2 separate regions of the Homo sapiens genome follow, and region 1 is linked to region 2. Evidence: read pairs that join two places in POLR2A ChIA-PET (ENCODE). Cell type or tissue: MCF 10A. All regions are shown on one strand.

The links. Peaks named below come from ENCODE experiments on the same cell type or tissue, not always from the same donor. Only the 100,000 strongest peaks of a DNase experiment are listed, where the experiment ranks them.
Region 1: POLR2A ChIA-PET joins it to region 2 with 18 read pairs; 6 of 35 experiments call an interaction of 5 or more read pairs at or near these places.

What each region holds. Positions count from the first base shown.
Region 1 is chr3:49,899,433-49,901,932 of GRCh38, reverse strand. The region is part of intron 1 of MST1R (macrophage stimulating 1 receptor); the gene reads left to right. Among named protein-coding and RNA genes, the nearest start is that of MST1R, 3.2 kb to the left of the region's middle. In MCF 10A, a CTCF peak has its summit at 1,929 (motif pointing right); a DNase peak (open chromatin) is centred at 1,132.
Region 2 is chr3:49,785,322-49,787,821 of GRCh38, reverse strand. It overlaps IP6K1 (inositol hexakisphosphate kinase 1), which reads left to right and starts at 1,280. Exons shown (of 6, transcript NM_153273.4): 1 at 1,280-1,468. RefSeq lists silencers at 417-581, 1,317-1,666 and enhancers at 757-826, 913-1,602. In MCF 10A, no CTCF peak of the experiment used is centred here; DNase peaks (open chromatin) are centred at 661 and 1,171.

The DNA.
Region 1 (2,500 bases), 110 kb before region 2:
CCACCACCACGCACAAATACACAGGGAGATGCTCACAGATTCACAGACTCACAGCTGCTTGCCAACAGTTTCACTTTCCCTTGTTTTGCTCTGCTTTCCAAAGGGGGTGGGACGGGAGTTGTCAGAGAATCTCCCCTTCCTCCACACCCCCTCCCCCCACCCACCCCCATCCTTCTGCCAGCCACCACGTTCCAGGGAGCCTCCTGGGCCTTGGAAGTTGGGAGCTTGTTAGGGAGCCTGCATGTCCTGGGCTTCACTAACGTTTTTGCCATGATTGGGGGTGATTGGGGGAGTACCCAGAACTCATGGAATGGCAGCTTGGTTCTAGAAGGTTCTGGGAGCCTCACTCTAGTCTTGTGCAAGCAACTATAAACATCTGGGGATAAGTAAAGGCCTAGGAAGGGCTGGTTGGAATTGGTCCATCCCAGACTTTTTTTTTTAACTGTATTTGGAGCCCTACCCCAGGCAGGAAGTCTCAAAGCCTGTGCTGAACTGGGGGCTCCTTCCACAGACTCTATCTAGGTTCTCTCCAGCCATCGTGTAGGCAACAGCAGTAAGATTGGACCAAGGAATGGGACCCACAGCTACTGTTCTTAGATTCTCTAGCTATCATCCTGTGGCCCTGGGCCTGCTGTGACATTCTCGAAAGACTCCTTTCCGCTCCTATTGATGCCTCGGAGATGGGAGAACTTACACCCAATGTGAGGTTGGGGGTCTTTAGCCTCCCTCCCTCTGCTGAGTACATCTGGGTTGAGAGGCCCTAGGGTTGGGGACTCCTTGTCTGGGCCTGGGCAGGCCTGCCTGGCCCCTTCTCCTTCCCAATGGGGAGTCAGAACCTCTCCCCAGCTTGCCTAGTGGTCAGTGGGTCAGAAGACACCCAGCACGGCTGGGCAGTGCCAGGCTCCAGGAAGACTAATCTTGGTCCCTGCTCACAGGCTGGCCAGGCCCCCAGGAGGTGTGTGAATCACCCCGTGCAGTGTTTGCCCAGCAACTCTGGGCATGCAGCCACTAGGGCAGCACCCACATAGTGGTTGGCCTCAGGAGGCCTGAGGGACTCAGAGCTGGTGCCTGTCCTCCATGGGACATTGGACACTTACGTGTTTTCAGGAGCTGGGGGCCCCTACCTAAGCCTGGGAACGTAGAGCTAAGGTCCTGGGGCTAGGGACAAGCAGGCTAGGGTGTGGGCCTGACTAAGGTAGGGCTCTATTCCCCTTCAGAGCCCCACCTGTCCCTGAGTCATGCTAGAAACACCTGGCAGCCTTCCGGCTCGGGCCAAGCCAAGCCGATTTCCTGCCTCAAGTGAGGACAAAATCCCAGTCCCCACCCACCCCAAGCTGTAGGCACAAGGTGTATGGGGTTTCGAGGCTCAGCTCCACATCTACTTTTGCCTCCAGGGCTACTAATCAGTGCTGAGGTCTCAGGACTGGGTTAAGCCTCTGTGGTCTGATGGAGCCTTCAGAGGCTCCTGCTTCGAGGAGTGCCCTCCGGGCTGGTGAGAGAGAGTCCTAAGCACCTAGGGCTGGCTACTGAGCCCCGTCTGCACCTCGCACTCAGCTCCAACACCGCGAGTTCATACCCTGGTGTACTGGTTTCCCAGAGCTTCCACAGTCCTCCCCTGGAGCGTGATTGCAGCCCCCAAAAACACCCCCTTGCTAAAAGCAGGGGAGAGGTTAGTACCCCCTAGCTTCCAGAACTTAGTTCTGGCACCCAGGCTGTAGGGGTTTGGTTTATCCCTTTTGTACCCTGAAGGGGGGTATAGGAAGCAGCCAGGAGTACAGGCAGACCTTTGGAGTCTAGGGAGAAGGACCATGTCCCCAACCTTGTGCTGGCCAATTAACTCCAGCATTCAGCCCCTTATGCAAGTGGGGAAACCGAAGCCCAGAGGAGACAGGGTTTGCTGAAGTGCACACAGAGAGTCAGAGAAGAGCCAGCAGGGGGCAGGAGAAGACTCTTGCGGAGCTGAGACTTCCAACTGGGCTCTCCTCTTGAGGGTCTATGATGCCTTGGACCAGAGACCAAACCTCTTGAGCCTGTTTCCTCATCTGTGAGATGTACGGGGTGGGCCAGGCACCGTGGCTCATGCCTGTAATCCCAGCACTCTGGGAGACCAAGGCGGACTAATCACAAGGTCAGGAGTTCGAGACCAGCCTGGCCAACATCGTGAAACCCCCATCTCTACTAAAAATACAAAAAATTAGCCAGGGGTGGTGGCGAGCACCTGTAATCCCAGCTACTCGGGAGGCTGAGGCAGGAGAATCTCTTGAACCCGGGAGGTGTTGCAGTGAGCTGAGATCACACCATTGCCCTCCAGCCCCAGCAACAGTGTGAGACTCCGTCTCAAAAAAAAAAAAAAAAAAAAAAAAAAAAAAAAAGATGTACGGGGTGGTTGTGAGGATGGAATGGGGGTAACTCACCATCAGGATGGGCATGGCAGGGTGGGGCAGGGAGAATGAGGAGTGGACCTTCCAGCCTGGGCCTTCTCCCTGCCCTTGCTACACTG
Region 2 (2,500 bases):
AAGTGATCCACCTTCTTTGGCCTCCCAAAGTGCTGGATTACAGGCATGAGCCACTGCGCCTAGCTAGGAGGACCTCCCCTTCTGAACCAGTTATGGTATCCCAGGGCCAGGAAGAAGCTGAAAGCCTTCTGTGGGAACAAAACAAAGCAAAACAAAAACGCTTCATGGGGCTTCCACCAAAGTTAGTGTTTTAAGGCACGCCTCAGGAACAGCAACTTGGAAGCAGGTTGTTCCAGGAAGTGGTTGTAGGCAGATTTTTCCTGAGTTCTTCCCCTGCTCTGAGGGCTCATTAAATCTTCCTCTGAGAAGCTCCACTTTTATCTTCATTTTACAGATGGGACAACCAAAGCTAAAGAGAGGCTAAGGCTCAAAAGTCAGAGTTAGCTAGTTGGGGCATTTGGGTGTGGGCCCAGGCCACGTAACTTCATCTGTTGTTCTAAGCCTGAAGCCAAGCCCAGAGTTAGGTGTTCTGTATGGGGAGCAAGGTGTGACCATCTTCCTGGGACCATTAGTCTGCTTGGGAGGCCGGTCATGACAGTCCAGGGCAAAAGATGCTGTCACAGGATCTCAAGACAAGATGCTCTAGGGAAGAGAAAAGGGAGTGCCCGCTGTGTGTCAGGACTTGTGCTAGGCTCTAAACCTCAGGCAGGAAAGCATGGGCAATGAGCCAGAGGCTGCTGTGGCAGCACAGACTGCGGTACCTCGAGGCTAGTAAGGGACAAAGCGTGGGAAGCTGGGATAGAGGCTCCTCACACTCTGAAACCAGCAGGAGGAGGTGCGAGACCCAGCACCTCCATTTCTAGAGGTGGCGTGACCTTGGCTCGGCCTCCCCTCTCTGAGCCTCAGTTTCCTCTCCAGAGTGAACTGGGGGCTGCACCCCCCTTCTCCCAGAGTGGGGGACAAAAAAACGAATAGCACACCGCTGAGATTCCCTGTGTGTGCGCAAGTGTATGACAAGACGCCGCCGGTACCGCACGAGGGCCAGGGACGCAGAGAGGCCAAGGGCGCTCCGGCCTCGTAGTAGCCAGCGAAAACTCCGCCGCCAGCCACTCCGGGAACGAAGCGCATGCGCCAACCCATGCCGTCACAGTCACGTGCCCCACGCTTTCGGCAGAGGCCCTGAGAGGCAGACTCTGACTGACACGTGAGCTGACCTGTCAGCAGGAAGCACTTCCCCTGGCGACGAGCAAAAAGACTGTTGATTGGGGATAGCACCCCCTCGGGGGCGGGTTCTTTGCAGTCCTGGTTACTATGACGCCCGGCCCCCGCCCCCTCGGCTAGCCGCCATCTTGTTGTTGATCCGTACCCAGTGGGCAGCGCCGGGAGCTGGACCAAGCGGCCGGTGAGAGGCCGCTGTAGCGGTGCTCAGCCACCTGTGCTGCCTGCCAGGGGGCGGGCCGAAACCTGGAGGCCCGGGGGGCCCAGCTCCCGTAGGGAGCCGTGGGCGCTCGGTGCCCGGGCCGGGCAGGTGAGTGACAGGAGCCGGGCCGATAGACCGGCCTGACGCCCGCGGGGAGGGCGGTGGCGGGCGCGGGGTTGGAGTGGGCGCGTGTGGGGTCGGGGCTCCGGTGGGGCCATCACTGGAACATCGCTCGAGCGTCCTGACCGGCCGCCCGCCGAGCCTCCCAGATGCTGGCACCGAAGCCGGGGGGACAGCCGGTGTGGAGGACGGAGAGCGCCAGTGCCTGAGGGTTGGCCGGCTAGTAGCGGGAAACCAGCTTCTCTGACCGAAGCTCTGGACTCCGCTGATCCGGAGCGCTAAAGTGTGTCCGGTGCCACCCTGATGCTCTCCTGGGAGTTATGTTGCTCCTGGCTGAGAAATAGACTTACCTCTTTCTTAGATAGCGTTCCTGCGAGTGATTTTCAGGACGCTGGATGCTAAGACTAGACGAAGCAAGCCAAAGCCCCCGCGAGCCAGGCAGGCCGGTGTCACGGCCCTATGATTATGGCAAGGGGGACCCTCTGCCTGGCTGCTGCTTCCTGAGACCCGTTCGGAACCTCACGTGTACCTCGAAGCTCACCGTTTTCCTCGCAAAGAACCTGGTTAAATGTCCATAATGGCTGAGTTTTATTTTGGAACATAATTTCTTTGGTTCTTCACCACCACTTTTTGGAGAGTGGTAATGTCTTCCTCTTTTTGCTTTAGGAGAAAGTGAGTATTATGGTGATGACTTGATTTTATCTCCTAAAGGGATGCTCGCCATAGGAGACAAAGGAAACGTAGGAGTGTCTTAGAATCGGAAAAAGAAACTTGTTTTTGTTGTGGATGATATGGAACTGGCAAATTAACTGTTTTTTTTCTTTTTTTTCTTTTGAGACAGAGTCTCTCGCTCTGTTGCCCAGGCCGGAGTGCAGTGGCGCGATCTCGGCTCACCACAGCCTCCACCTCCCGGGTTCAAGCGATTATCCTGCCTCAGCCTCCCGAGTAGGTAGGACTACAGACACGCGCCACCATGCCCGGCTAATTTTTGTATTTTTAATAGAGACGGGGTTTCACCAT